Regions from separate parts of the Mus musculus genome. Here region 2 is linked to region 1. The links are chromatin loops, found by intact Hi-C in ENCODE. Cell type or tissue: gastrocnemius. All regions are shown on one strand. Links, peaks and the distances in the headings refer to the core of each region. The heading gives the core; the rest is flanking DNA.

Region 1 (15,676 bases), core at 3,113-11,112:
ATGTGACCATGCTTGCTTTTGTGTGACACAAGGCATTAGGAGACACTGCGGACATGCTGGATAATGGCAAGATAAATAAATAGTAGGCGCGGAAGACCAAAGCTCCTCTGTGGCTCTCAGAAATATGCACTCTGTGTTTAAAAAACAAAGAGAAATGCTTCCATGCCGTGTTTAAAAGTAGAGAGAGAGAGAGAGAGAGAGAGAGAGAGAGAGAGAGAGAGAGAGAGAAAAGAAGTATATTTAAAAATTAGCTTTCTTCCACGCAACCTATATTTCTGAAGTCTTGTTTTCGGGAGGGAGTGTGGGGTTGTGGGTCTCCCAGTGCCACTGAGGAAACAGAAACAAGCTGCTAGCTCTTTGTAGAACAGCCTCGAGATAATGGGGAGGTCTGAGAGACGGTCAGAGGCAACTGAGCTGCCCAGGATTTCTTTATACATTCTTGTCATTCCTTTTTCCTTTTGCTGCCTTGCTTATCTCTCCGACCCTGCTATAAGTGTGAACATAATCCACACACAAGTTTATTCACTGCGCTATTTACTTAGAAACTACTTATAATGGGGTGCGGCTGTAGCTCGGGCGCACGGAGCTTCCTAAGCTTGTACAGGCCTTGGACCTCAAGGACTGTGATCCTCAAGGGAGGCAGCAGGCAGGCAGGAAATCACTGTTTAAGAAAGTATTTAGAAGCTGGGCATAGTGGCGAATTCCTTTAAACCCGGCACTCCGGAGGCAGAGGCAGGTGGATTTCAGTGAGTTCTAAGCCAGCTTGGTCTACATAGTAGACTCTGGCACAGCAAGAGCTACCTAGTGAGTCCCAGTCTCTTGTTTTGTTTTATCTTGTTTTGTTTTTCGAGACATGGTTTCTCTGTATAGCCTTGGCTGTCCTGGAACTCACTCTGTAGACCAGGCTGGCCTCTAACTCAGAAATCCGTCTGCCTCTGCCTCCCAAGTGCTGGGATTAAAGGAGTGTGCCACTACTGCCTAGCGAGACACAGTCTTAAAACAAAACAAGAAAGAAAGAATTTAGAAAGTTAAACTCGTCAGTGCATTAACATCCCAACATCCCAGACCCGAGGCAAGAGAATCAGGAGTCTGAGGCCAGTCTGGCCTACAGATGGAGACTTTGTCTCATGAACAAATAAAAGACATATGTAGATGCAGTATGACAATGGTCGGTATCTCCATTTTGCTTCTGACCTCAGAGGTAGAACTCACTTTCTCAGGATGGCACAGCCTTGGAAAACATCTCCGAGACACAAATGCAAAATGCAAAACGCAAAACCAGTTGTAATGTTTTGGGGTCACAGATTCAGAGTGGAAGAGCCAGAAGAGACCTCAAAGGCCATATTCACACACACACACACACACACACACACACACACAAACACACACACACAAACACACACACAAACACACACACACAAACACACACACACACACACACACAAACACACACACACAAACACACACACAAACACACACACACACACACACACAAACACACACACACACACACACAAACACACACAAACACACAAACACACACACACACAAACACACACAAACACACACACACACACACACACCACCTCCTTTTAATATACACCGTAGGGCTGGGAAGATGGCGCTGTGGGTAAGGCACTGGTTCTGTAAGCGTGAGGACCAGGATTCAAATTCCCCAGTACCCACATGAAGCCAGGTGTGGTAACATCTGTAATCCTAGTGCAGTGAGAGACAGAATAATCCCTGCAAGGTCTCTGGCCAGCTCCAAGGTGGTACTCAGTGCTGAAACACAGAAGAGAAACTTTGTCTCAAGCAAGGCAGAAAGTAAGGACTGACAGGCTAAGCTATGCTTTGACCTCTGGCATTTGTGTGTCCTGCACTCAAACACACAAATAGTACACACACACACACACACACACAGAGAGAGAGAGAGAGAGAGAGAGAGAGAATTTTTAAAAAGTATTAAGAGGCTAGAGAGATGGCTCAGTGGTTAAGAGTACTGACTGCTATTCAGGGGATCTAATGTCTTCTCTTTCTGGCCTTTGTGGGCAGTGCATGAACATGGTGCACAGGCATAAGTGTAGGCATCACCAATACACATTAAAAAAAAAAAATCTTGGGCTGGTGAGATGGCTCAGTGGGTAAGAGCACCCGACTGCTCTTCCGAAGGTCAGGAGTTCAAATCCCAGCAGCCACATGGTGGCTCACAACCATCCGTAACAAGATCTCTCTTCTGGAGTGTCTGAGGACAGCTACAGTGTACTTGCATATAATCAATAAATAAATCTTTAAAAAAAAAAAAAATCTTAAACGCATAGCTGAATGAATAAAGTGGAAACACTGTGGTCGGACTAGATTGTCCTTTATCTGTGAACCTCTGTTTGCTACCGTCAACATGCGTAAGTGATGGTGCGCAGCCAGTAGGACAAACAAGCCATAAACTCCTGGCACCTTTCATACCCTTGAACCCAGTGCACATTGCGCATGGAGGGAAGCTTGAAGCTCTGCTCATGGCTTGCTCAGCTTCCCCGACCCCTCCCCCAACCTGGGCCCCAGCCAATCACAGCCAATTCCTACTTGGAGGCAGTAGGAAAGTTGAAATTGTCAAAAGAGAGCTAGCGCCACTAAAACCCCGTGCTTGTCAGTGTGGAAGGAGACGGAAGTGTCTGACTTCATGTGGGAATGGAGATTCGTGGTGGAGGTGGATGCAGACACAGAAGCATCTCATGGGAATGAGGATTCATGGTGGCAGTGGATGCTCACTCCTTGGAACCCAACAGCTTGCTTACCCATTGGACTCCTGCTTTATAAAAAGAAAGCATGAACAACATCCCATACAAAGAAAACACTGCCTTTGCACCTCAGCCAGCTTGCTGGCTCTTCCTTTAAGGGTACACTACCTTCTCTACTCTTGAAGAAGGGGATTGCTAATGTAATACACCGAGTCACAACAAATACGAGCAGCCGCAGCTGAGCCAGTTGCTTCTGTAGCATCTCAGCTTCTAAGCAAATAATTTACAGAAATTCCACAAGCAAGGAGGTGCTTTGAAGGCTGCCTGGGAGCGTGGAGGGCTGAGTGAACAGGCACAGCTGAGACAGCTGGGAGAAGAGGGTGACCCGATCTGCTTCCCCCCCACACAACCCCCCCACTCCAGCTTTCCCCCCATCAGTTACATACCAGTAGGGTCCAGCTAGCCTCAATCCACTGCAGATTTGGATTCTCCTTTGAAACAGTGTCCTGAGAAGGGCATTGCTTCTCATTTCTTGCAGAATTCACTTTATTAAATCTATATAAGTAATGGGAGCAGAAATTTAAGAAAAGGACCCCATGTTGGCAAACCTTCCTTTATCCCCGATCACATATAAATCCTCCACTGTTTCAATCGCCATTTCGATGAGCTCTCTTGCTACTGTTTGTTCCTTATTTTTTTGGTGAGCCAAACTTGACCACAGTGGGGAAATGAAAGAATTTTCCCATGCTTAAAAGAAAAAAAAAATAAATAAATAAAATCTGTAGCTCTGAAGCTCATTGCCGACCACATCAGACCACACTTACGTCGTACAGCTGGCAAAGGAATGAGATGATTCTGCAGCTGCCATAGAGACAGCATCCAACATAAGATGCACTAGGCAATAGCCCAAGCAGGAAGATGCTAGAAGAAAGAGTTCATGGTGAGTGTGTGTGTGTGTGTGTGTGTGTGTGTGTGTGTGTGTAGAATCAAAATCAATTAATTTGCCCTTAAAAATACCCTATGGAACATTGTCATTTAAAGTCATTTTTATTAGTCGGATTATTTTTATGTATAGATGACATTTTGTTTTTTTTTTTTTTATTTTTTATTTATTTTTTTTTTTTAGATTTATTTATTTTTTATATGTAAGTACACTGTAGCTGTCTTCAGACACTCCAGAAGAGGGAGTCAGATCTTGTTACAGATGGCTGTGAGCCACCATGTGGTTGCTGGGATTTGAACTCTGGACCTTTGGAAGAACAGTCGGGTGCTCTTACCCACTGAGCCATCTCACCAGCCCTAGATGACATTTTGTAGTATATTTTAGAACCCAAATTACACAATTTGACAAAAGTCTTGAGCTTGTGCTTAGGTACGGGAGTCTCCAACGGGTGATTTTTACATGACATATTCCCATGTAAACGAACTACCCACGCCCTGTTCTTCACCCTGAAGTCAGCTTAGTGAGAAAGAAGGAAGTGCTCGGGAGGTAAGGATACAGCCAGCAGCTTTGAGCCTCTTGTCCTGTGCTCCTTCCAGTCTAGCACTTGAGTCTGTACCACTGAGGCAAGATGACAGCAACAACTCTGCTGATTTACAGATTTACAGACTCATCTCCCTGCGAAACGACCCTCTACAAAACTGTAGAATATTGCTGACAATTTAACATCCTATTCAGGAAACATTGAGATGAGGACTGTGCGGGTTGGGGATTTAGCTCAGTGGTAGAGTGCTTGCCTAGCAAGTGCAAGCAAGGCCCTGGGTTCTGTCCTCAGCTCTGTAAAAACAAAACAAAACAAACAAGCAAACAAAAAGAGGTGAAGACCGAGGACCGTGTTGCTGTAATGCTGTAGAGGTCAGATGTCAATACATACAGGGTGTCTTCTACCACACTCCTTTTTTTTTTTTTTTTTTTTTAATGTTTTAAAAATCACTTTTAATTATGTGGATGCCTCAGTGTGGGTTTGTGCACAGGAATGCAGATGCCCAGGAAGGCCAGAGGCATCGAATCCCCCTTGAGCTAAAGTTACAGACAGTAGTGAGACCCTTCTGCAGGTGCCGAGAGCTGAACTCTGGTCCTCTAGAGGAACAGAACATGCACTAACTGATGAGCCATCCGCTCAGCCACATCACGTGTTCCCCCCCTCGGGGGTGGGGGACGTCTCACTAACCCTGGAGCTCACTGATTGGCTAGACTAACTGGCCGTGAGGCCCCGCCCCTCATCTTCCTGGCTTCCCTTCGTGCAAGCTCCTACATTTACTTAGCATTTACATTCGAGTTACGAATTCAAACTCAAGTCGTCATTTTTTTTTTTTTTTAATTTTTATTTATTATTATATGTAAGTACACTGTAGCTGTCTTCAGACACACCAGAAGAGGGAGTCAGATCTTGTTACGGATGGTTGTGAGCCACCATGTGGTTGCTGGGATTTGAACTCTGGACCTTCAGAAGAGCAGTCGGGTGCTCTTACCCACTGAGCCATCTCACCAGCCCCTCAAGTCGTCATTTTTTACCCACTGAACCATATGTACACTATAAATGTATACCATAATGTACGCTATAAATAAGTAGAGGTATAGTCTAAAAAAATCTGTACATATTTTGACAAAATCCATCCTCAAGATGGTGGAAGGTTATTGCTTGGTTTATATACATTTTTCACGAGTGCAGCCGCTGATGGGTCGTAGGTGGGAAATCAAGTGATCATACACCGGCATCGTTTTGAGCCATTACAGGAACAGAGAAAACCTGCAGAGGACTTGGTCTGTTCTCCATTTTGATGGCACGAAAGCCATCCCTTGCTTTTAAAGCAAGCACAGGGATAAAAATCCCCGTGATGGACTCAGAGACCTTCTGACCTCATCTCTCACCTTGGCTTTTAGTCTTGTTGGTGGTTGTTTTGTTTGTCTTGTTTTTAAGATTTATTTATTATACAGCATTCTGCCTGCAAGTATTCCTGCAGGCCAGAAGAGGGCACCAGATCCCATTACAGATGGTTGTGAGCCACCATGTGGTTGCTGGGAATTGAACTCAGGACCCCTGGAAGAGCAGCCAATGCTCTTAACCACTGAGCCATCTCTCCAGCCCCAAGTCAGTGGGTTTTTTTTGGATGTTGTTTTCTGAATGGTGTGTGTGTGTGTGTGTGTGTGTGTGTGTGTGTGAAGAGAGAGAGAGAGAGAGAGAGAGAGAGAGAGAGAGAGAGAGAGTTTTTTCTTGTCTTTCCATACCCCTTATGGTGTATGGTGCAGTACTACACTGACCTCAGCCTGTGGAAACAGGACAGACTCTGAAGGCACTGAAGGGGACTATGGGAAGGTCTGTCTGTGGCTTTATCCTTCCTTAGTTCTGCTTCTGGCTTACAGGTTGTCCATTTCTCCAAACTCATTCTCAGTTTGTAGAAATGCAGCTGTTTGCCAAACACCTACGGGATAGCGCAAAAGCTCGTACCGTTTTATTAATACCCTTTTGGGTTCCATGTATCTACACACAAATCCTGCATCTTGCAGCAGTCCCAAAATGAAGACGTAGATGCTGTCTGCCTGGGAGAAGGGAGGCACTCAGTCCTCGAAGGGCTGCTGTTGAGCTCAGACTAGAGGCACATTCCTTTCTCTTGACACAGAGTTTCCAGCACAATTAGCATTTTATAGGCATCCCACAAACACTGTGGAAGGGAATCGAATTGCCACTGGAAATGGCCAGAGTGATTAAAATATTAATTCTAAACAGCAGAGGGAGCACCCCGGGCGTAGGTTTCACAGTGGTGGTCAACCCTGATCCCGTGCACAACCCCCTGGGAATGTCAAGAAGCAGCCAAGCCCTGGCTGTCAGAAACCTGACGGAGTAGACACAAGATAAGACTTAGCCACTGAGAGTTTTTAAAGGTCCACTGGTAATTACAGAACATAACCAGGTATGGTGGGTAGGATTTTTTGTTGTTTTGTTTTATTTAAGTGAAGAGTTTGTGTTCCCTGAACGGCATTCTTCCAAGGCCAACGCTTCTGAAAGGAGCACTCACAGAGGATGACAGGACTGCCAAGCCGCCCAGGAACTGCTTCTGAGAGTTGAATTTGTAAATGAAGAGGCAGTTTTGCTTTTCGGAAGCAAGATCTACCAGCTTGTTCTTAAAGGGCCAGGTAGTGACGACTTCAGGCTGCGCAAAGCTTTGTACTCTGCAGCAAACTCTCACCTTGGTCATCAGGGCAGAAAGGCGGTCCTGTGGAGACACGTGAATGGGCACAGCTGTGTTCTAATAAGGTTTTATTGATGGATGTTCAATATTGAATTTCATGAAACCCCATTCTATTGACTTTTTTTCTGTCTTTTTTTTTTTTTTTTTTTTTTGGTTTCTCGAGACAGGGTTTCTCTGTGTAGTCCTGGCTGTCCTGGAACTCACTCTGTACACCAGGCTGGCCTCGAACTCAGAAATCCACCTGCCTCTGCCTCCCAAGTGCTGGGATTAAAGGCATGAGCCACCACAGCCCAGCTTTTTTCTGTCTTTCTTGAGACAGTCTCACTGTGTAGTTCTGGCTGGCTTGGTACTCACCACGTAGACCTGCCTGGCCTTGAGTTCACAGAGACCTATGAACTATGTTTACCTCCCGAGTGCTGGGATCAAGGCATGACCACTGAGTCCAGACTGATATTTTTTCAACCACCAGAAACTATAGCGGGCTGAGTGAGATAGGGCTCACCAGGTAAAGGCACTTGCCGCCAACGTGGGCAACTTGAGTGGAAGGAGGGGCTGATTCCCAAAAGTTGTCCTCTGACTTCCACAACCCCACACACGATACATAAAATAAATCATACATACAAAAACAAAACAAAAGAAAAAAAAAACCCAACTAAACAGTGGCTAGGTTTGTGAGCAGGCCATTGTTACTGTCCCTCCCCCACCCAAATCCTGCTCTAGAAGAATGCATTAAGCCAGTCCAAGCTGGCTGCTGGTGGCAGACATATTTAATCCCGGCACTCTTTAAGGCAGAGGCAGGCGGATCTTTATGAAATTGAGAGATCAGCTTGGTCTACAGAGTGAGTTCCAGAACAGCCAGGGATATACAGAGAAACTCTATCTTGAAAAACCAAAACCAAAATAGAGAGGAGAGAGGGAAAGAGGGAGAAAGGAAGGGGGGCAACATAGACACAAATAACTATTAAAAGATAAATTGAGGGCTATAGAGATGACTCAGTAGTTATGAGCACTGGCTGCTCTTCCAGAGGACCTGTGTTTAATTCCTAGCAACCACAGCTCACAACCATCTGTAAAGGGATCTAATTCCCTCTTCTGGCAGGTATACATGCAGATAGAGCACTCATACATAAAATAAATAAATCTTTTAAAAATATATATATATATACACACACACATACATACATACATACATACATACATACATACAGGTATCCAAAGGCCAATTTGGGTGTGACAGATTTAACCTGTTTCATACTTCACATCCCGTTCTTGCCCTGACAGGGAGTCACAGTGAAGTGATTTCTCAAACCCCAAGCATACTCGAGAGTTGGGCGGTTTTGCTTTGGTTTTTATCTGCTGCTTCCTTGTTGTGCTATTGTGGGAGTGGAGCTGGCTCATCTTCTGGCACAGTTCTTCCTAGAGCAATTACAAGCCCCAAAAGATGTGCTTGCGGTAGGGTCAGGACAAGACGGAGCTAACAAGAACTTAATAGCCCAGTCACAAAACTTGAGGCTGCCCTGTGTCGGGCTGCTTTTACTGTCTTTTGTGTCATAAAAACGACCAGCTCCCTGCTCTCAAGTGAACGGTTTATAGGCATTGATTTATACAAACACAGGTCTATTAAATATGAGCCCAAACATTTTGGAAATTTAGACATAAAAGCGCAGGAGAGGGCATGGAGTGAGTCCCACTGAGTGCATTCTCTCCACAGGTGACACTGGAAGTCTTCGCCACCGAAGGGCACGCTTCCTAAAATGTGGGTCCGCGGGGTAGAAGAGCAGGCAGGGAGAACCAGCGAGCCTCCTTGATATTAGCTGAAAGATCTGCCTCACATGCAAATCTTTCCTACCTTTGAACTGTGTCAGCAAAGCTTCCACCAGGCCAACATTCAATCACAAGATTATTATAGTGAGAAATAAAAACCTTCCATTACACTTTCCAACAAAATAATGGTTCCGGATCAGAGATAAGACGAGGGTGCTTGGGTGCGCGCATGTGCGCGTGCGTGCGTGTATATTTTGAATATAATCCGAATAATCTTTCCCCCATCTTTGGAGAAGATAATGGGACGAGAGAGAGGTAAGATGTAGGAGGAGGGACATCCCTGACGGGACTTTAGGAGTTGTAGAAATGCCTCTCAAATAAGGCCAAACCAGTCCTGGTCCTGGATCTCACAGGCAGCCACAGGCTCTGCCACTGCAGGGGTCATAAATGTGTTTTATGCTTCCAGTTGCTGGCTGAGGCCTCATCGTGCCCAGGCAGTTACCCTCCCCTAATAGCACAGAACAAAGACCAAAGTCCCACCAAAATGACGCTGGAAATTGCCCAGCTGACCCTCACCTCTTTGATGGGCTTCACTTTCGGAAGCTTGCCCAATCCTATAGGTTGGACCAAGAGCCCATCTCTATAGTGACATTAATGTTCCTCCCCAGTCCCACGAGGGAATTTTCCAATTACACACACAAAAATAAAACCCACAAACCTGACAGCGGGCAGAGGAGGATCCAGAACTATTGCTGATACCAAGAGCTGCTTCTTATTAAAGGTTGAGATTTAGTGCAAAAGTTAGAAGTGGGGACTTGCTGGAGAAGGTAGGTGCTGGGCGTACCAAGCTCGCTTCTGCAGAGACAAAGATGGGGATCGGGCCTCTGGGGGTGGCAGAGAGCAGATGCACCATCCATCACCACCCACACCTGCCTGTCCTCCTTCCCAGGCCTAACCTTCAAGGCCAATCTCTCCTCTGCGTGCTGGGAAGCAGAGTTTTTATTTCACCTGCTTGAAGGCTTGCGGTGACCATCTCTCTGCCACTGTGTGCTGAATCCCCTAGGAACAGCAGCTATTTCAGGATAGGAGCTCTGCCCCCTCACCGATCTTGATTTCAAATGTAAATTTTCTGAGTTGTTTTAATTGCTTTTTAAAATAGTAAAAATATGATAAAATAACTTCTCATCTTGACTTCCTACAAATACAAGAACAAATCAGAGGGAAGTAGAACATGTCTATTTTCATCTTTATCTTTATTTTATACTGTGATCACTCTGATTCTTTGTCTGACAAACTGGTCTCGAGCGCCTACTTGCTCAGTCAGACCCTGTTGAAAATGGTGAACAAAACATTTATCGCCACCACCGTGCTAATTCGGTTCAGTCTAGGCCCCCATGGTAATCAGCTAACCAGGGAAACGTGATATGCTATATCCACGGAGTTCAGAAGACACCCTGAAGTTACACTGTCCCTACAGCTGGCTTATGACAAATGTTTTCAAAGCAAATTTTAAAACTTGACTTCAAGTTGGGTGGAGTTCACTTTTAATCTCAGCACTGGGGGGGGCAGAGGCAGAGGCAGAGGCAGAGGCAGAGGCAGAGGCAGAGGCAGAGGCAGAGGCAGAGGCAGAGGCAGAGGCAGAGGCAGAGGCAGAGGCAGAGGCAGAGGCAGAGGCAGAGGCAGAGGCAGAGGCAGAGGCAGAGGCAGAGGCAGAGGCAGAGGCAGAGGCAGGTGGATCTCTGAATTTGAGGCCAGCCAGATCTACAGAGTTCCAGAACAGCCAGGAGTATACAGAGAAACCTTGTCTCCAAAAAAACAAAAACAAAAACAAAAAACAAAAACAACAACAACACCCCAAAACACTAAACAAACAAACAAAACAACAACAACAACAACAAAGCATGACTTCAGGGTGAACTTATAGATGGCATGGGAACATCCCTTTGTAATCCCAGCATGAAGGGGGCTGGAAGTCTAAAACCAGTGAGCTTAAGGCTGGGTGAGACATAACAAATTCAAGGCCTTTGAGACCCTGTTTAAGAGCTTTTGACACCTGGAGGGTCATGGGAAATACTAAATGAATGAACAAACCTGCCTTAAAATCCTAAATCTATTGTTTACGCTTGGACTTTGTGCAAAGGACTTCAGCTCTTCTTCGCCTCTATTCTCCTCACCTACAAGCTAAGGATCAAAACCAGAAGGCTGAGCCAGGCTGGGTGAGGACCACCCAAGTCCATCTGAGCCACACCTGACCCACACCGGTATCTCAGAGCCTGGCAGCCTCTGTGACTTCTTAGTTCTGGCCAGTTTCCCTTGAGGGAACATTATCACCCACATGCATGAGAGAGAGAGAGAGAGAGAGAGAGAGAGAGAGAGAGAGAGAGAGAAACATTCCTCTATTCCCTGGGATAGCTGTCAGAGACAAGCATTAGCTTTCAGCGTCTCTGAATGCATGTCTTGTCGAGTCTCCCCACCAACACACACAGGGAAAGGGAGAGCCATCAGCTGCTTCGACACCAACGTGTGCAGGCAAGCAGTGTAGACACTCCGGGCTCAGAAAGCATAACTAGTGTGTTGGCCTTCAGGTAGTAAAAAATGGAAACCATTTTAAGAATGTTTAGGGATATTTCCTCTCGACATTATTCAGAACAGAAAGAATATGTTTCATAATGCTCCTTCCATTTTCCTGTGGATCTACACTTAGGAGTTGAAAGTCCATTAGAAAGGCAGAGTGGGCCGCCATCTGCCTATGAGACAGTGCCATCTAGTGTCCGATGTGAGCATCGCAGAGGATCGGAACATTTCCTTTCTCACAAGCAGGTTTCATTTAGCAGCGACCTGGGGCCTTCCTTTCAACAGCTGACTATACCCGCGGCCTCTTCCAGACCCACAGATGAGTGGTCCTCTTCCCCACGTATGAAACATACAAGCGGATCATGACAAAACTATAAAATATTTTGACTGATACGTTAGTATTACTATATTAATATTAGAATGAGTGATAGGCAAAGAAAATCCAGCCATTTAATTGGTTAACAATAGAAGTGATTTGAGAAGAAAGCACACGGTGTGTGATGTCAGTGTTTCGCAGTAACAACAAGTAATACTGAAGACATACTATGTCTTCTTAAATGGTAAAATTATATGTAAAAATGTATGGTTTATTTTCAATATGTTTGCTTCATCTATTTTATATCCCAGGATAGTGAAGGTTGCATAAAAATGTTTCTGTTGAGAAGGGGGGAGGGTGTCCCTTTTCTCATCTGTCATGAGAGAACTACAGGAACCTAAGGGGAGGTGGACTCTTTGGGGGAGCACAGTGGGTCCCCACATGGCCACTCGAGGCAGAGTCGCCCTGCATTGATCCACCCTTGGCTGCGACACACAGGAGAAATGGGAGCTTACTGTATTGAGTCACTTGATGCAAAGGTCATCTGTGGCAGCAGTCTGCCCGCTCAGTCTAATAACCCTCAAAAGTAGTCTTTTTGAGATAATAAATATTACTTTCTCTGTAAAGAAAAGCGCCATATAGTGGAATAAAGAGTGCTAGACTCACTTTTACGATTGGCTCATGCTGTATTAGACAATATTTATTTACATTTATTTATGGGGTAGGGGGGAGGCACACACACCACAGTTCACTGTTGAAGGTCAGAAGACAGACAACTTTTGGAAGTTGGTTCTCTCCTTCCACTCCGAGGGTCTTGGGGGTGGAGCTCAGGCTGTGAGGCTTGAGAGCAAGTGCCTTTACCAGCTGAGGTATTTTAGCAGCCCACGTTGGGCACTCTTTATAAAGCAAGAAGAGGAGGTTTTGGGGTTTGTTTGCTTGTTTGTTTAGGTTCCCCACAGATGCCTATAAGAGCATGTTCCATGAAATAATGTTTATTCTCCAAAATCCATTTTTTTAAAATTAGGTATTTTCTTCATTTACATTTCCAATGCTATCCCAGAAGTCCCCCATTACCCCCCCCCACTCCCCTACCCACCCCCTCCCACTTCTTGGCCCTGGCCACTTCCCCTGTACTGAGGCATATAAAGTTTGCAAGACCAATGGGCCTCTCTTTCCACTGATGGCCTACTAGGTCATCTTCTGATACATATGCAGCTAGAGTCAAGAGCTCCAGGGGTTACTGATGGACCATCTAGAGACTGCCATACCCGGAGATCCATCCCATAATCAGCCTCCAAATGCTGACACCATTGCATACACTAGCACGATTTTGCTGAAAGGACCCTGATATAGCTGTCTCTTGTGAGGCTATGCAGGGGCCTAGCAAACACAGAAGTGGATGCTTATAGTCAGCTGTAATGGATGGAACACAGGGACCCCAATGGAGGAGCTAGAGAAAGTACCCAAGGAGCTAAAGGGATCTGCAACCCAAAAATCCATTTTTAAGATCCCTGACATCTGATCCTGTCTCAGCTGAGTGACACACCCACATGGGGAGGGGGCGCAGAAGGAAGGTGGCCGAGCCTAGGCCCTTTCGAGCTTCATACTCCTGACACAGAGAGCAGGCAAGGTTACTAAGGAAACCCATCCTGCCATTCCCCTGCATGTGGGCAATGCATTTCCAATGAAAGCTACTTCCACATTGTCCACGCACATGGGCAAGCACATAGCTTCCATTTTTAAACTGCCTGTCTAACTCTCCGGTTTTAAAGCTTTTACTGTTCTTTCATTTTCTAGTCGTTCTGACAGCAAAATAGATAATGCCCAGTACATGTCACGCAACAGAGTGAGTATCTGCTTCTAATTTCCCTCTGTTCTCTGGCAGGGCCATTTAGGGCCTTTCTCATGTTCAATTAGAATAACCAATGTACCAGAGAGAGACAGAAGAACTTACTGAACGGTGCCTTATCGCCTTAGTGCATGGGTTCATGAAACTCAAATACAGTAATATTTTTTTAAAATTCAGCAAAAACTGGGTATTGGTGCTCTTGGGGGGCAGAAGGATCAGAGTTCAAGGCTGTCCCCAGCTACATAGTAAGTTGGTGGCCAGCCTGGGTGACTATATGCTCTGAGTGAGGGGATGGAGTTTTCTAGCTAAAAATTTGATGCATGAAAAGAACAGAATAAGATATCAATTAAATTTGACTTCATAAAATTTTAAATTACTGTATTTCAAAAATGAGCAAACAAAATAAAAAAGTAACCCAGAAAATGGCATAGTATTTGGGCTAGAAATAACAAATATTTAATATCCTCATAAAACCATGCAACATAGGCTGGCAAGATGGTTCCATGGGTAAAGAAGCTAACCCTACAAGTCCGGTGGCCTGAGTTTGATCTCCGTGCAAATGTGTGCACTGAAACTCACTCACACACACAACAGACACACATAGGCACACACACACACACTAAATACATGTAAAAAAAATTTAAATTCTAAACAATGAACTGAAATAAAAGCCAAACTAAGTAGCCAAGCCAGACGCTCACTAACACCTTAATTGAGAAATGTGCAAAAAGCACAATTTCTTTACAACAAAACAAAAGGATAAAGCAGAGCATGTCGGTCCATGCTTATACTCCCAGCCTGGAGGAAACTGAAGCAGGAGGATTACAAGCACCAACTAGCCTATGCTGAATGGTGTTCTAGACCAGCGTCAGAAACACAGAGAAACTGTGTCAAAAAGCAAGCAAGCAAACAAGCAAACAAATTACAAACCATTAAAGCACGGAACAATGTGACTTCAGTAGTCCTGGAAACACTGAATGAAACCAGTGTTTCAAGATGCACTTTCCACCCACCACATGATCCAGAACTTTACAGAAATAAGAGTTGTATGTCAGTGAGGCTGTCAGGGCTGTGTACGTCCATATGCGAGGGCTAGGGGTATAGTCAGTGCATATACGGTGCCTTTATAGATCGCACACCCATGGAGAGTCTATGCTCTCCTTCATGAGCATATACCTCGAGGCTTGCTGGAGATATGAGTTTTATAACAAAATGCTGCTGCATTGTTTGTGGTTGTGAGAATTTCTGACACAGGAAGAGTGGTTCAATAGGTGATGGTGCGCTTGTGGAAGATGATTTATGCTACCCATGGAAATAATATTTAGGAGAAATTTTCAAGTAGTATTTGTGAAAAGACACTGGGTAAAGTGGCGCATGCCTGTGACCCCAGTGCTTGTGAGCCGGAGGCAGGAGAATCCGCACAAGGTCATCCCTGGCTACGTAAGGACTTGAAGCTCCGCCTGGACTATGTGAGTGTCTCAAAGCAGGCTCCCTGTCTCCCTCCGCTGCAAAGCAGAACTATAGGAAGGAACTTCCTTCAAAGGACGGCAGCAAGGATGGCAGGAAGGCAGGCAAACAAGCAGAAAAGTTAAAAGATGAAAAACTTGAGGTTAGAGAAAAAACGGAAGTGTACATATGTGTGTGAGAGAGTGTGTGTGTGTGTGTGTGAGAGAGAGTGTGTGTGTGCATGAGTGTGTGTGTGTGTGTGTGAGAGAGAGAGTGTGAGTGTGTGTGTGAGAGTGTGTGTGTGCATGTGCGTGTGTGTATTTGAGACATCTCTATAACCCAGGCTTGCCTGGGCCCTCCTACATCAATCAAGATAATTTCTCATAGCCATGGCCACAGTCCATTTTGGTGTGGGCAATCCTCCAGCTGAGACTCCCTCAGATGACTCTGGCCTGTGTCAAGTTAACATCTGAGGCAAAGGAAGATATATTTAACACACAAATAGAAAAAGATTCATAAATGTTAACATTGTTTCCCTGGGCAACAGGGTTGCGAGTAATTATTCTACTTTTATTCTTTTACATCTTCAACTTTTATTTTCTTTTAAAAAATATTTGTTTTTGTGTGTGTGGCAGTTTGAAAAGGTATGGCCCCCACATACTCATGTGTTCAAATGCATGGCCCATAAGGAGTGGCACTATTAGGAGGTGTGTCCTTGTTGGAAAAAGTGTGTCACTGTGGGGGTGGGCTTTGAGGTCTCCAATGCTCACATTCCACCCAGTGTGGAAGAGACCTCCTCCTGGC
Region 2 (15,676 bases), core at 2,443-10,442, 310 kb before region 1:
CAAAGCTCGGCAGCTTTCAGACACTTGCTCTCTGTTTCCCAGTCTGGAGAATGGACTTGCCAGTTTGATCACTGCAAAGTCAGACACACTGTAGCTAACAGGGTAAGGATGTTTTATGCTGGCCACCTGTCTCCCGCTCCTATCTCGACAAACCTTTATGATGAGCAGAAGGGTCAGTGGTCAGAGTCTGGGATCAAAAACTTGAAGAACCGGAAAATAAAAAGAAAGCCAGGAAAGAGTTTTAGTAATTAGCAATTTCTCCTAAAATTAAGAGAAAATAAGCTGTTGTTGTTGGCTACAAAGAATTCCGAGATAGATGGAATACCCATATGTGCTGGCGCCGGTCCAGAGCCGTGCATATCAGTGGACCTGGGGCCCCTGGATACTGTAACAGTATCGTTTCTAATTATAACTTCAAGGAAATTCCTCTCTCAATGAGGTAGCTGCAGCAGCTTATTCTTCTCTTACAAAAGAAGACTGCCTTTAGCATTTAAAAACATCTTGCTTTGCTCTCATTGCCCCAGGGTGTATTTTCCAGATTTCTGTTTGAGAATCTTTGGAATCCTAGGGAAACCTGCCCCCCCCCCCCCATATTGCTACCTCTCACATTCGTTCACTACACGGCGAACACCACCATTGGGTGATTCTTTCTCCAGTTCATGGCTATTTACAAACCAGTCCTCTACATATCTTATTCTACTATGTTATCAGGAAATTATTTTCATTTCTATAGAAATTTTAAAAATATTCTCCTATTCAGCTTGGCCATATTATAATGCAGAGTAAACAAGAGGCCCCATTACCTCTAATCAAAAATCAACACTCTTAGTTATTTCATTAATTAGTGTAAGTTGTCATTTAGAATTTGTACTTGTGATTATCAGTGGCTTGGAACACCCTTCTCCTGTTTTTCTGAACTCTCGGCTCACGTCATTAGCCCATTGGGAATATATGCTTTTCTCACTCACAGGGTCCTTCCCTTTTCTCTAAGGGTAACTGGAGGGGTGAATTCTGTCTCTTTCACGGAAGTAGCCATAGTCATATTTTCCTGTGTGATTCTTGCTGTTGGTTTTTTCTTTAGGGAACCCTCAGCCTTTAAGGTGTCTGTGTGGGTGTATGTCTGTGCTGTTGTGTTTATTACAGTACAATCCTTTCCCGTGATATCTTCCAATTAGTCAATAACCGCAAAGCTAAGTAGTTTTTGAGGAAAAGAAGCATTTACCAATCATTTGGAATGGATTTTCTATAGTTTACTTTGGACAGATAGGAACACTACATCAAAATGAAGATGTATATTTTCATATTTAGATTATTACAATATTCAGACTAGTGTTTTGTGTGTGTGTGTGTGTGTGTGTGTGTGTATGGTGCATGAGATTTTATTTTTCTTTTATAGGTAGTTAATTGTTCCAATGCTACTTATAAATAAAATACTTTCTTATTTTAATGCTGTATCTTTTATATATTCAAAGAGAGTGTGTGTGTGTGTGTGTGTTTGTGTGTGTTTGTGTGTGTGTGTTTGTACATGCATATGGATCTCTTTCTGAATTTTATATCTTATGTCACTGCCCCCTTTGGTAATTTCAAAGCAAAGTTCCATGTGTTTTCATCCTTCTTACAGGAACCTTTCTGTTTCTCTCTATCTAGCTTTAGCTGTCCAGATCTCACTCTGTAGTCCAGGCTGGACTCAAGCTCCCAGAGACCCATCTGGTTCTAGTTCCTCTGTGCTGTGATTTAAAGTGTGCACCAGTGTGCCCAGCTCCTTAGAATGAATCTTGAAGACTGGCTAATTGGTCTCAATCATTGGCTTTCCCCGTCCCACAGAAGTTGCAGGTTTGGGCTATTCTTCCACAGACAGCTAAGGTGGGATTTTGGTTGAAATTGCTTTGTGTTTAGGAATTGATTTGGGGAACGTGATTTACTTCACGGACCTGAAATTCTGTCGTTTGTGAGGGTGGTTTCTCTTCAGTGGGCAGGATTTCGTTGACAGCCTTCGGGGAAGCTGTGTCACTTCTCCACAGACATCTGTTGGCCACACTTTTCTAGCGACTTCCTATATAGTTTGTTTTTACACTGCAGTGCCTTTTCTTGACATCTTCTACACTGAATATTTTTAAGTGAATTAATGTATAATTGGCCACCTGATTCCCTTGATACCTGAAATCGCTTTTCTGTAGTTTAGTTTGGAGTTAAAACAGTGCAAAACTTATTTTCACAAGAGCTGACAGAAGCCTAGAACATAAACCATCATATTTTCATAAGAGGTACAAATATTTTCACATCTGGTCAACAATGTAATATATTTGTACCTCTTATAAGAATAATTATGAACTCTCAGAAATTAGTATGGTTTTTGTTTGTATAGAAAGCAAAGAAAATACATTGACTTTGAAGATATGCAGCTATTTTTTGCCTTCAATTTCAGTAGATCCCCTTCTTTATTAATTTATTCGCACTCTAGATAGATTCTTGAGTTGAACACTTCTTGATCTGTTATATTTTTATGGAAAGAATTGGGGTTTGAAAGTTGCCTCTTGGCACAACTATAATTGTTAACTGCAGAGACAATGGCGGTCAGGGAGTCTAGAAGGGCATGCTTGTTACCTTTCAGAACTCTAGGGGGCGCCACTCCCACAAGCGTCTTTGCCAGAGCCCGAGTGGCCCTTTCTCGTGGGCCCGTATTCACCTCCAAATATCTCATATCTCTATTCTGCTCTTGGGCCTTTAAAAATTTGTGGTTTCTCAAGCAGTGGGCTTTCAATTTCTAAGCAAATATCAGTTTGGCCATGCTTTCATTTCCGGAATGTAAATTATGAGCCACATGTCACAGAGACTCCTTTTGTAATGTGCTATTTAGTTAATTTTTGGAAGTTTGGCTTGTGTAATACAGTATGTTTGTCAAGTGTCAGGTTTTATTCACTTCCATCATTCTGATCATTTTAATGCATTTTTGTGGTAGGCTTACTGTTATTGAATAATAGTTCTACATGTTTTTTTTTTTTTTAACCGTGTGTGTCTTTTGGGAGTCTGTGCATCTGAATGCAGTACCCGTGGAGGATAGCCTTAGGCTCCCCATGCACCTGGATTTGTATGTGATTCAAAGCCACCAGGAGCTGAACTCACATTCTCTTGGAGGACAGATGATTTGTGTTCTTACAGGCCTCTGTCAGCTCTATGCCATGCCATTTCCCACCCCAACGGTGAGCCATCTTCCTATTCGATCTGTGAAACTGACTCCAGTTTGTCTTTCCAAACTCACAGAGAGGCTGCTCTGCTCTCTTCTCAGCACACCTACCCAACCCAACAATCCGAGGAACTTCTGCCAAGTCGTGCAGTTGGTTTCTGTTCTGTCTTCTAGACACACCACACCTTTTCCTATGCCCAGGCCCTGAGAAGTTCCTTTTGCCACAGCTAGCGTGATAGTACCTCAGACCATTGTCCAGGAGCTGCCCATGCTGGCCTTCCCAGGTTTCATGAGAAGCCCCGATTCCTGGAGCTTTGCCTGGGGCCACGAAATAGGCAACGTGTCAATGGGTAGAGCCCAGAAATCTGAATATAAATGATCTGCCAAGAACTCTCCACCATTCGATGTCCTAACAGTTACTCCTAAATGTTGTTCCCCTGAATCAACTAAAGGGGAAAGGTTTTGTTAGTAGTGCCCAGAACTAAACCAGAATATGCAGTGTATGGTGTCCTTATTTCAGGAGCGTCTCCAGGGAGCCTAAAGCCGATGGTCCACTTTCCTGTATACTAAGTTACAGGAATATCTTAACCTTGTATTCTGACACATAAACCAAGAGTATACAGAAAGAGTGAATTTTCAGATGCTTCTGAAAAATAGGGGGTCCACATAAGTTCTCACTGTAGCTTCTGAGAGCTTCGCTGTTTCAGATAGCAAAGGCATCTGGAAGAACTAGTCTCACACTGCAGCAGGGATGGCTTCTTTGCTCTTTGTTCAAACATTAGGCACCCAAGAGTCTTCACCTTCAAAAGAGATAAATTTATAGGAGAGTTGTACTAGATAAACAACAACAATAGTAATAAATAAAATAAATTTTCTATTGTTACCAGAGATTCATTTCCAAATCTAACTGTAGTTTACTTATAAAAAAATTATTGGAGTAACTGAGCTGGCATCACCTAGTGATGATGCTTGCTACCAAGCCTGATGACATAAGTTCAAACCCCGAGACGCACATGATGGGGAGAAAAATTCTTATAAGTTGTTCTCTGACTTCCACATGGCATGTACACGCACGCACACACACACACACCTACCCACCTAAATATGAAAGACTACATGCAAGACACTAGATTATATTAAGTATTAACAAATTTACTATGTGTTTGTTAGCTAAGAGATTCATACAATTTTAGCATATACAAACACACACACACTGGTAGAGTCCAGGCAAAGGCCTCGTGCATACCAGGTAAAACATGCAATTGCTATGCTACATCCACAGCCAGTAAGCTATCTGTGTTTTGCATTGGTTTATAAATATTCTCTTAAGGGAACTGACCTGTCTTTAACACTCCCAAGCAGAACAGCATCGAAGCCTGCTGCCCTGGTTCCTTAGCTGTGGCCGCCGTCGGAGTCTGGCTGAGGAGGCGGTTACAGAGCTGTTTTTCATAGGTGTGATTTTTTTTTTTTAATAGCTTGCACAAAAGCCATCCACAGGTACCAGTCAAACCAAGCGTCATTCTCTACCGCTGGTCCTTTCTCAGGCAACCTAAGGCATGTTTAAAATTCTTCTCAACTAACAAGAAAGGGTATTTGTGGACATTAAACATAAAATAAAATTAAGTTGGAAGTAAATTTTAGATGATACTATGTTCAAATCACAAGGGTGGCCACTCTCCTGGTCATTGTCTATGGTGTCCTTAGTTTCTAGGCTAGAGGGCCAGCTGGGCTGGATCTCAAAATTTAGTCAACAAGTCTCTAGTCTTTGGAAATTTTGAGAATCTCTTGAGGGCAGAGAGATGGCTCGGTGGTTAAGAGGATCTGACATTCTTGCTGGGGGCCTGAGTTCTATCTAGCACCCACATTGCACAGCTCACATCATCTGTAACCCCAGCAACACATCTGCTGCCTGCCTCTGGCCTCCAGGGTGCCTATATTTATATGCACACCATCACAGACAGACAGACAGACAGACACACATGTACAGATAATTGCTTGTTCTAAAACAAGCTTATAATGGATGTATAACACAAAAGTTTTTATTTTTCAAAACCATAGTAACTAGTCAGTAAAGCAGCTATTGAATATTCAGTAGATGTCCAATATCCAATTAAATATGGATTTGATTGATGACAAAAACAAAATTGGGTAACTAAGTAGCTAATAGTCATGTTCGAGCAAACAAAAAGAAACTATGAATATGAGAGAGAGAGAGAGAGAGAGAGAGAGAGAGAGAGTTTATTGTTGAGTAGAGAATGTGTGAATATGCTCAGGGAGGGCGAGAGGGGTTCTATAAATTGCAAGCTGAAAGGGGAGGGGTTTTTGTTTTTGTTTTCAGCATAAGTCCAGCATAGTGGCCCTGGTGGCGCTGGGATGCCACAGCTCAGAAGGCTGAGTTGGGATGATTCTGGGCTCCAGGTCTTCCTGGGTTAAATGGTGGGACCCTGCTCAAATACAAAAAACAACCTGGTTTGTTAAGATTACCTCCTTGTGAATGCCCTTCCCTTTGTATACATCAGTGAGTAATTCTGACATTGATCTCTGGTTATTTTCTATCCTTTCCTCCTTTATCACCTTGTCTCTCGCTACGCTAGTACTGTGTATTTCCAGACCAGGTCAGGAGGAATTATGGAAGAACAGGGTCAGATGCAGCCATGGATGGGGTACCCAGGGCTTCTTCCCCACCACTTCCCATGTTGTCCCGAAGATCAGTGGTTAGCACCTGACTGTCATAGGGCTCTTATTAGATGAAATGTGTGTGTACATATATCTCTATATAGAGAGATATAGATAGATATGTACAGACTCTCTTTCCATTGTGCTTGTGCCAAAGAAGAGTGTCCGTCAGACACCGGCTGGTGGCTATCTGAAAGCACCCAACAGCTGGTGTCTGTCATATCTGTGTGTTCACACTTAACACGCACCAGAGTCAAGGAGGAAAGAGAGAGCCCTGCGTGCAGCAGCCTGGCAACTCTCAGCAAAGCCACAGCATCATACTATATGGTGGCTCGGTACTGATGGTGGCTGTGCCTGTGGAGCCTCAGCCTGCATTTCCTTATTGTAAGCTCCTGGCCATCACTTAGGGCCTACATGTTGGTTCTTTACGGACATCTGCTTGACTTCCTTGAAGCAACCCCTCCCGCCAACCCTTCCCCATTGAGCACCATGTAAGGATGACTTTATCAAAGTTATTCTATGAACGTCTCTGTCACTTGTTTGAAGTCCATAGTGCAAAATAAGCACATAGTAGGGGTCCACACTGCCCGTAGATGGTAAGTGAATGGGCAGGTTGATAAATAATGGGGATTGAGTAGAAGCCACAACAAAGAGTTTGAAAGATACATCGCCATCCTATGCTCTCCTCTCCAGTCCTCCTCTCTACCTTCCCACCCCCCTCTTCCTCCCACCCCTACCTCCTCACTCACCCCTTTTTCATTCAGACTGGTGATGAAACCAATCAAGGCTAACTTGAAACCTCCAACCCCTCTTCTGCCTCCCTTGTCGGGTGCCTGCCAGAGGAAACAAACCTCCGGACTGTCCATAGAGGAGTTAATGGGGAGACCACCCCTGCTTTGTTTTTACAGCATCAACCTGGTGTAGAGACAGGCAACTCTTCCGACTCCAGTGAGCGTCATCCATATTTAATGCTCCTTGCTATCACAGTCAAGCATCTCAGATGGTTATCAACACCACTTAAAAATATGACGCCTTGTTAAATAATTAATACAGGTGATGGGGAAGCTTCAGGCAATGCTCAGAGCTCTAGTAATTAACGGACTGGTTACAAGATGCAAGTAAGACGACGGCTTAACCACTAAAGCCACCACATAGGGCTGGATGCTTTAACATTAAGCCGCGTATATGTGAATGGCGACATATAGATTTGGTTCCTGGGCAGTAGGGGAGAGGATCACAAGCTCTCACCAATTTAGAGACTGTCAGAAAACATAGGCCTTCCTCATGCCCCAAGCATGCCCCCTGCCCCGTCTCCAAGCACTTCGCAGTACTTGGTACCTTTTTTATAAGGCAGAAGCTGAGAGTGTACATCTTTTCTGTTCTGAAATCTGTTTCATCCACCTCCCTTGAGCATTTAGAGACGAACCAAAGCTCTGTTTGTTTGTTTTCTTGCTTGTTCTCAATATTGTAGGCTGTTCTCAGAAATTAGCCTGGAAGCTTTCTTGGAGGAATTAGTCTACAGCATCTCTGTTCTAGGAACTGAGAAGGGAAAATGGCCCCGTAACTGCTCACCAGCCGGCAAATTCCCACTCAGCCCGCCCCACCCACCCCGAGGAAAAGAGAAAGCTTTGTCAGATGAAACATTGTCTTGCGTCCTTTTGCGCCATTCTGGACAGTCAGTCTGGTAGGAAGTATTGGGCGATAATAGGACGGTCTTTTCAGAGAAAGCCCCGGGTTTCGAGTTAGCAGGAACCATCTATCAGTTCTTAGGATTATGCCGTGATTTACTGTCAGGGCACCATGTATTCTGTGATTTTCTGCCTCCTGTGAATCATTGTGCTTTCCTTTCCTATTGATGTATCAACTATAATAGTTACAAGCAGCTACAGAAAAATCAATAGCTAGCTTTCATTACTGTGTACATCAAGTCAAGAGCCCCACGCATCAAGAGCGGACCTTGTTAGATACTCACCAGTAGAAGAAGGTAGAGCGCTACCTTACAGATTGAATGAGAAAGATCAACTTAGAGAATTGTAGGCATTCAGAATTTGTAAATATGGGCGTCTCTCTCACGCATGTGATATTTATGTTTAAGCCTTTTATCAAAGGAGAACAAGCATTCCAAAATGAGCATAAATATCAGCTGCCATGTGTTCTGTTCTGTCATTTTCTCAGGCCATCCAGGCAGCAGGAATCAGTACTAGCATAGTGACAGTTGGCTGTTAACGTGCTCAACACCCAGGCAAGTACTGGGCAGGCCTCAGAGGACTCTGAGTTGCCCAAGTCTTAACCGAAGACTTTCATTCTCTTTGAGAATGATTGTGGGAAAAAGAAAAGGATATGGGACTTAAACACAACAAAATGTTTATTGTTTTTGGATCCTATTTAACTCCCAGATAGCGCATGTAAATCAAGGCAGCCTGAGAGTAAAGCACACGTGCAGGTCCTCTGGGGGCTGGCAAAGGCCCTAGCGTTCTCCAGAGTGTCAGCCTTTCATTTGGGCCACACTCACCGGAGACAAGCAAAGCAATTCTAAGGAGTCTGGGTTCTGATCCATGTGGAATCATGAAACCCATAAAGTCTGCATCCAAGCCTGTAAGTTTGCAGGAATCACCCATCACTTCCTTAGAGTACCAGTCCATGTGAGCGACTTTCATCAGTCATGGTTACCATCCAATTTTGAACCCCAGTTTATTTTCACCTTGAGAATTTACAGGGCTACAGAGAGGAGAAACCCTGTCTCAGAAAAACAAAACAACAGAAAAGAATCTTAAGAAAAACAGCATTTAATGATATAAAACCTAATGTATAAACTTAGACCTGGAGGACTAGATCAGTCTCCCCCAAAGGGCCATTTTGAAATATTGATGAATCTAAACAAACGGTTTGATTTCACTCTGTTTGTTTTGTCTTGAGGGGGTGAGAGGAATATGCCAGCAATGGACTGCTCAGAGAGCCTGCTTTCTTTATCATAGTCTTCCCAACTCCCAGGGAGTGCTCCTTCCCTCTCCCTCCCCCCACCCCATTGCCCCTCCTCTGTGTCTGTGTCTGTGTGTCTGTGTGTCAAACAACCAGAATTACCAAGCAGCTCTTGCATCTCCCTTTGACATTCTGACAGTGCCATGGCTCTGCACTGAGTGCTTGGTATTCTGCAGGAATTGTGCAAAGATTCCTTATGCTGGCCCACAGTGGTCATAACTGAGGATCCTAGGAAGCCAGTAATGCGCTCTCCAACCCTTCTTCTGCACCCAATTCTGGGAGGAAGCTCTTCATTACTGAAGTTAGTTAAGCAATAGTGACATCAACAAGGTTAAATTGTCCCATCCCTTCCCAGTGCTGGACCTGGAACCTATAGTCTCACAACACTCGGCAAGTACTTGACCATTAACACTCTATCTTCTATGAGTGTATGTACACGTGTACACACACACACACACACTCACACTTCTACTTTTTTCCCTTTAGGATTACATCAGCTTGCCACTCCCCACTCCCACCTGGCCTACCATTAGTCTAGTAGCTTAAACTGTTTTTTTTTTTTAAACATTATCTATGTTTGTGGGTGTATGCATGTCATATGTGTCAGTTCCCATGTATGCCAAAAGAAGGTATCAGACTCCCTGAAATTGGAGCTGCAGGTAGCCTTGAGCTACTTGGTGTGGATGCTGGGGAAAACTACATCCACACCACAAACACATCTCTGAGCCATCTCTCCAGCAATCCCCTCCCCCCACCTTAACAAACATGCTTTTAATATGCACCTCCTAACTACAGTCAGAGAGTTGTGAGCACCATTCAGATGCTTGATGACTCTGTGCCTCATAATTCCCCTAGATAGCACCTAGGCTTCTAGTAAAACTACAGCCCCAGGCCTCAGCCAGGAAAGGGAGAGAGCTTTCCACAGCCATTTGGAGAGTGTTTGCTCTGGCTTCACCCAGTTCCGTGCCCAAGGTCAGAGGGCGCAGACTCCAGCAGGAAAGAAGCAGGGTGTTAGAGACAGCAGGGGCTTTCCAGGCTGGCTGCTCTGAGTGCCACGGGGTCACACTCTGGGGAAATCCAGAATGACAGCAGCTGTGCCACCCACCCACCTGGCTCCCTGACAGAGATGCTGCTGGTCACACACACACACACACACACACACACACACACACACACACATGAAGTAGGGTTAGCAAGTTTTAAACACAGATCACGGAAGGATATCTTATGCAGAATATTAAGACTTGAGCAATGATGAATGAGTGAATTTAGAAAGAAAGGAAGAAAGGTAGGTAGGTTTGTAGCTGACCAAGCATGCACATTAAGCAAAGACGGCTGTGCTTATGGTTTCTTTAAGTAGTCACATAAGATTTGAATTTTCTTCCCAATTAGGGAAAATATGGATCAGGTCAACATTTCTCTAGTTTTATCCACATAAATGTTATTCTGTGATCTAGTCAAATTCTTAATGTAATATTAGTAAACTATCTAAGAAATGACCTCGAGTCTTTTCCTGTCTCACAAATGTTCTTTTAAGTTTTGGGCCTCAGTGTCCAGAAGCGACTCCCAGATCTTCAGTGCCGATCCCCTTCAGCTTCATCTCTGATGTGCTGACACCCTTCGGTGTGCTTGTGTGGAAGTCTCTGGCCAGCCCCACAGCTGGTGTTATTTCCTGTTTTGGACTTCCCACTCACTGCTCACACTTGACACCTTTGGGTTAGGGTCAGGTCTGTGCCATGCACCCTCTTCTGACTGTGTCTAGCCCTGCAGGCAAAACCTGCCTGCAGCCTGAGCAGTAACCTGTAGCTGTGTTCTATTGACTGATGTAATCACTAACCGTCACTGATCCTCACCCTACAAGGAGAAAGGCTCACTGCCACAGGAAGAAGGCAGCAGTAGTCTCATCACTAGGGGCCTAGACATTTGAGAACTTCTTGCTGATGACCAGCACAGGCAGGTGATTAGGAAGCAGTGGATGTTTATGATGCAATGTGTCCTCAGTATGTTGACTATGAGCTTTTCCGGCTCTTTCAGGAGTGTTAAAAGATGCTTCATCTTGCCAGCTCTTTAATGTGCCCACAGCAGCTCAGTACTGCCTGCAGCTCCAACTCCAGGAAATCTGACACCCTCTTTGGGGCTCCTCAGGCACCCCTACCCAAGGAGGGGTGTAATCTGGGTTCCAGAAGGGCTAGGGAATCTAACTCTGGGACTAAGAAGTGGCAGGGCATTGGGAGTAGGATGTGCACCTCAAGACCTACCATGTCATCTCCATTCACACCGAAAACTGGCAACACAGAGCAAGGTAGCGATAGGGCACAGAGAATGGAGCTTAGAATGTAGTGGCTCAGGGTTCTAGATGCAGCTCTGTCATTAAATTAACCAATGTTAGAAAGGAGAATAATATTGTCTTAAGCATTGAATCAGATAGTGCTAACACCAAGAGGTGTTAAATACCCATTGCTGAATTAAAAATTAGTGAATGAATTGTGAGCACAAAACTTTCCATCACTTAAATTGAAAATGTTTCGGCACAACTGCCAGGCGATTGTGTACATGCTCACACTCTTTCTGCCATGGCTTTGCACACACATTTGGTCTGAAATAGATGTGTTCTTGGCTACACGTGCATGTCGTTGGCGATTCCCCCATGAAACTCATGGGGAGAGTCTTTGGGCTGTCTTATCCCTTAAGCCTGAGTTCCCATGAGACAGTTGTGAATCCACAGTGGCAGCCTGAGCTGAGTGAGTGTCTGGGGACCCGTGTCCTCCCCTCGTGGAAGGCCAGTGGAAAGGTCAGAGAGGCTCAGTAATGAAACACTTCCTTTGGGGCTAGTGTCTGAAAGAAGGTGGGCTGCTAAAGTTTCCCAGCTTTTCAAGGCTGTAAGATTTCCTAGGCAAGACCTGGGTGGGCTAATGGAGACAGTTGTTCAATACAGTCAGCACCCCAGGGAGACAGAATAATTAATGTTGTCTTTTGAGCCAGGTATTGTCTTAAGCTTGCAGTCATTAGTGACTTTTTTTGTTGTTGTTGTGTTGTTTTTAAAAGATGAGAATACTGAGCCGTAAAAGCAGTTTTTTAAACAGCATAATCGGATATATTATGATATTATGATCACTGTCTTAGCAAAATCTGGTTATACTTCTAAGATCATAGACGAGGATCTCTTCCTGGTCAGGAGACCAGCCCCAGTACAGTCGTTCTCAGCCCAATTCCCCTGCCCGTTAGATCTCCACTCTATGATTACACAAATACAGAACAGATTGCCGATATAGATTTTCTGTCTTTCACAGAGAAATACAAATCCATGAGCAAATGAATGAATTATTAATTTCAGTTATGTCCAAAACCTAGATAAGTATTTGGATTTAACGATCTTGTTAGGTAACCAGTTGTTTTTTTTTTTGGGGGGGCCGATCCTGTCTTTATTTCCTAGCTCTTCTTTTTTTTTTTTTTTTTTTTTGCTAGCTTTTTTTTTTTTTCCATTTTTTATTAGGTATTTAACTCATTTACATTTCCAATGCTATACCAAAAGTCCCCCATATCCACCCACCCCCACTCCCCTGCCCACCCACTCCCCCTTTTTGGCCCTGGTGTTCCCCTGTACTGGGGCATATAAAGTTTGCAAGTCCAATGGGCCTCTCTTTCCAGTGATGGCCGACTAGGCCATCTTTTGATATATATGCAGCTAGAGTCAAGAGCTCCGGGGTACTGGTTAGTTCATAATGTTGTTCCACCTATAGCAGTTGTTTTTTGTTTGTTTGTTTTTTTTCTCCCTCTTCTTTTAGCAGCCCACCCCCAAAGACCCTATCTTAATTCTTCAAGCCAAAGTAATTCAAGCTAAGTATTGGTTTTCTGGGTAATGTTTTTTTTTTTTTTTTCTTGTTTTCAACCTCTGTCATACTGAGCTGAATTTTAATAAGCTAAGGGAAATGATATAATAACAGGTAAAACGTGCATCTGAGTCTTAAAAGGCAGCTTTATCTTAGCTTCACAAACTAATGAAACCCTGGATGCATGTATAATGATAATGGCGGTTCTCACAGGCCTTCCACTACGGAACTGTACGGATCGCCGGGTACTACTCTTTAGAGGAAGTGGGAGGAGAGCGTCCCCAGTACAGCAAGCTCTGCTAGAACAGAACTTTTCAACTTGGCGCCCAAAAGTTGAATGCACACTTAAATTATAAATGTATACTATAAATATTGGAAACCATCAGTTCTGTAACCTCAAACCAGCGCTTTCTGGGTACTGGGCACTAAGTGCCTTCAGAGTGCTAACTAATGTAATTGTTAAGCAAGAGGGCAGGGGATTGGCTCCTTGCACCCATATGGCAATTCACAAACCTGTAGTTTCAGTATCAGGGTATCAGACGCCCCCTTCTGGGCCCTGTGAGCATTGCATACACATGGCGCACAGACATGCACACAAGCAAAACATTCATGCACATTAAAAAAAAAAAAGGAATAAACCTGTAACAAAAAAATATAAAGGAGAGTATAGAGAACTGACTGCAACATTAAAATGCCCAAGTCTCCTCCTGATGCTATCACTAATTAACTGTGTTGTCTCTTTCTAAGAAACAATAAGAGCAGGGTTGTGAGGAAATATAAATATTTGTTATAAAATAAATGGAAAGGCTTTGGCAGTAATTAAAACAACAACATTATTTAATTCCCAGAAAGGCAATATTGTATAAAATGCCTAGGCAAAAGCAGACACAATAAGTCTCTTAATTCCCTGATGTTTCCAATTCTGCTGGTTAAAGTTGAATTTATTTCTCCCAAGTAGGATCTTCAGAACCCAGAACTTCCCAACAAAGTAAAACTGAAACCTGTTATTTAAAATAGTAGGGATCAGATTGGTCAACCTTAACCGGTGAGCCCTTACAAACTCATTAGACCATCCTGCTGTTTGAAGAAGCAGCTTTCTTCTCTCTCTCTCTCTCTCTCTCTCTCTCTCTCTTGGTTTTTCAAGACAAGGCTTCTCTGTATAGCCCTGGCTGTCCTAGAACTCACTTTGTAGACCAGGCTGGTCTCAAACTCTGAAATCTGCCTGCCTCTGCCTCCCAAGTGTTGGGATTAAAGTTGTGCGCCACCACGCCCGGCGAGAAGTATTCTTTTCAATAGCAAGTGTATCTAGGTTTTCCCGTTTCAATTGATGCGAAAAGGGGACAGGAAGTGTGGTTCTCCTTCTCTCAGAAACAACCACACTCTCCAAGGTACCTCGGAAGACAAACCATTTTGAAGATGTTGACACAGAAGTACATCACCCAGGGGTCTGTGGTACACAGTGGAGACAGAATCTGTCCTTCTGGCATCTCACTGAGCAGGACATTTCTTTTTGACACAGTCAACACCTGGCAGTGAGACCCAGCTCATGAGTTGCACAAAGCCATCACCTGGTTTGCACCATGTGGAGCGCATTCTTCCACCATTGCCATTTAAAAGGACTTTTCAAACAATTCTCCTGAGACTCTTTGGATTCATGGAACCCTCTTTTTTTTCCCCTGTGGCTTCTTCCTCCCTTCCCATCATCCTTGCATAGTTTCTGCCTGAAATGGTCTCCCTTCCTCTCCTCTGAGAGCAACGATGCAGTTCAGGCTTTGAGCAGCCTTGTGTGGGAGGCAGAGACAGCAGTGGCTCCTGGCAATCCAAATTGCAGGGCATCCTGTAGACAGACCTGTGTTTCAAAGGAAGGGATTTCTGTAAGATGCTGAATTATGAAGGAGTATTGATTATATGGGTAGAAGGATCTAGAAGACTCCATCTTTTGTCTTCCAGACTTGTTATAACATAGAGAAATGTTAAAATCTACTATTTATTCTCAGTGTAGCACCTTGTCTAGCATATGCCATACTCTCAAACGTTGCCTCTCCTCCTTCCTAGACACAACCTGAAAGTTGATCTTGCTTGCAAAGCACTACCGAAGCTAGGAAGCTGAACGGAATTGGGCTGATAGCCACACGTAGCCAAAATAATATTTTAATTGGCTGAGCTAATATTTGATCCAAGTTCATAAAAGTTTGAAGTCAGATAATTAAATGCAAATACGCTCTTCATCCCAAAGACGATAAGAATGCCTTTAAGCTAATATTTTTTAACAAGAACTGTGCAGCAGCACTCTCTTGTAAATTTCATCATACCTGAGGCGGTTTCCCTCATTCGATTATCTGGGAAGCTGAATTTATCCCCGAGGCAAACCAGACATCTAGTACAGGCTAAACTCCACAACTGGAGCTTAAATTTGGCTTAATATATCCCCACTTGGATCTGCCTGTTTAATTCTCTTTCATATGATAGCGTTGGTTTATTCATAGTCCTGACTCGCCACCTGAACAAACGGAACCTCATATCTTATTCTAGGAAAATAAGAAAACTTTGCAAAAAGCCACCAAAGTTCCCGAATGGAAATCAAATGCAAATGTGTAGCTCAAAACTGTTTCAGGATGTCACTGTAAGAATGGAGGTGTGGCATGGCTATGAATGTGGCTGTCTCCTAGTCCATAGGGACAATGTTCTCTATGAAAGGACACACGGGGGTTGTGGCTCCCAAGCAGCCAAGGCAGCTGCAATTCTGAGGCTCACATGAGAAATGCTGGCGCCCATGCATTTTATCGAACGTTAAGTCTGTTTCACACACAATATGAAGTAAAATGCCCCTTTTAAATTTTGTTTCTTGGTTCAAAATATTCAGTCAGTTCCCCTCCAGGCACTGCACCCTGTCTTACTGTCCTTGAACGTATAGGTAGTTGTCCCTGTCACCCAACCTGCACAGGCCAACACTGCATCGATTGGGGTTTGCTGACCTTAACATTACAGCTTTCTTCTGTGGTTTTGG

Evidence for each region. Hi-C counts contacts between places; a loop is a spot of excess contacts. Peaks named below come from ENCODE experiments on the same cell type or tissue, not always from the same donor. Only the 100,000 strongest peaks of a DNase experiment are listed, where the experiment ranks them.
Region 2: a loop joins it to region 1, with 7 times the contacts of the local background. A loop is called at or near these places in 2 of 42 quality-filtered maps.

The regions. Positions count from the first base shown.
Region 1 is chr1:136,546,863-136,562,538 of GRCm38, reverse strand. It overlaps a transcript of Kif14 not described here. Among named protein-coding and RNA genes, the nearest start is that of Zfp281, 70 kb to the left of the region's middle. In gastrocnemius, for the core only: CTCF peaks have their summits at 5,701 (motif pointing right) and 6,465 (motif pointing right); no DNase peak of the experiment used is centred there; H3K4me3 peaks cover 556 bases; H3K27ac peaks cover 613 bases.
Region 2 is chr1:136,853,844-136,869,519 of GRCm38, reverse strand. All of the region lies in intron 8 of Nr5a2 (nuclear receptor subfamily 5, group A, member 2), which reads left to right. Among named protein-coding and RNA genes, the nearest start is that of Nr5a2, 99 kb to the left of the region's middle. In gastrocnemius, for the core only: a CTCF peak has its summit at 2,619 (motif pointing right); no DNase peak of the experiment used is centred there.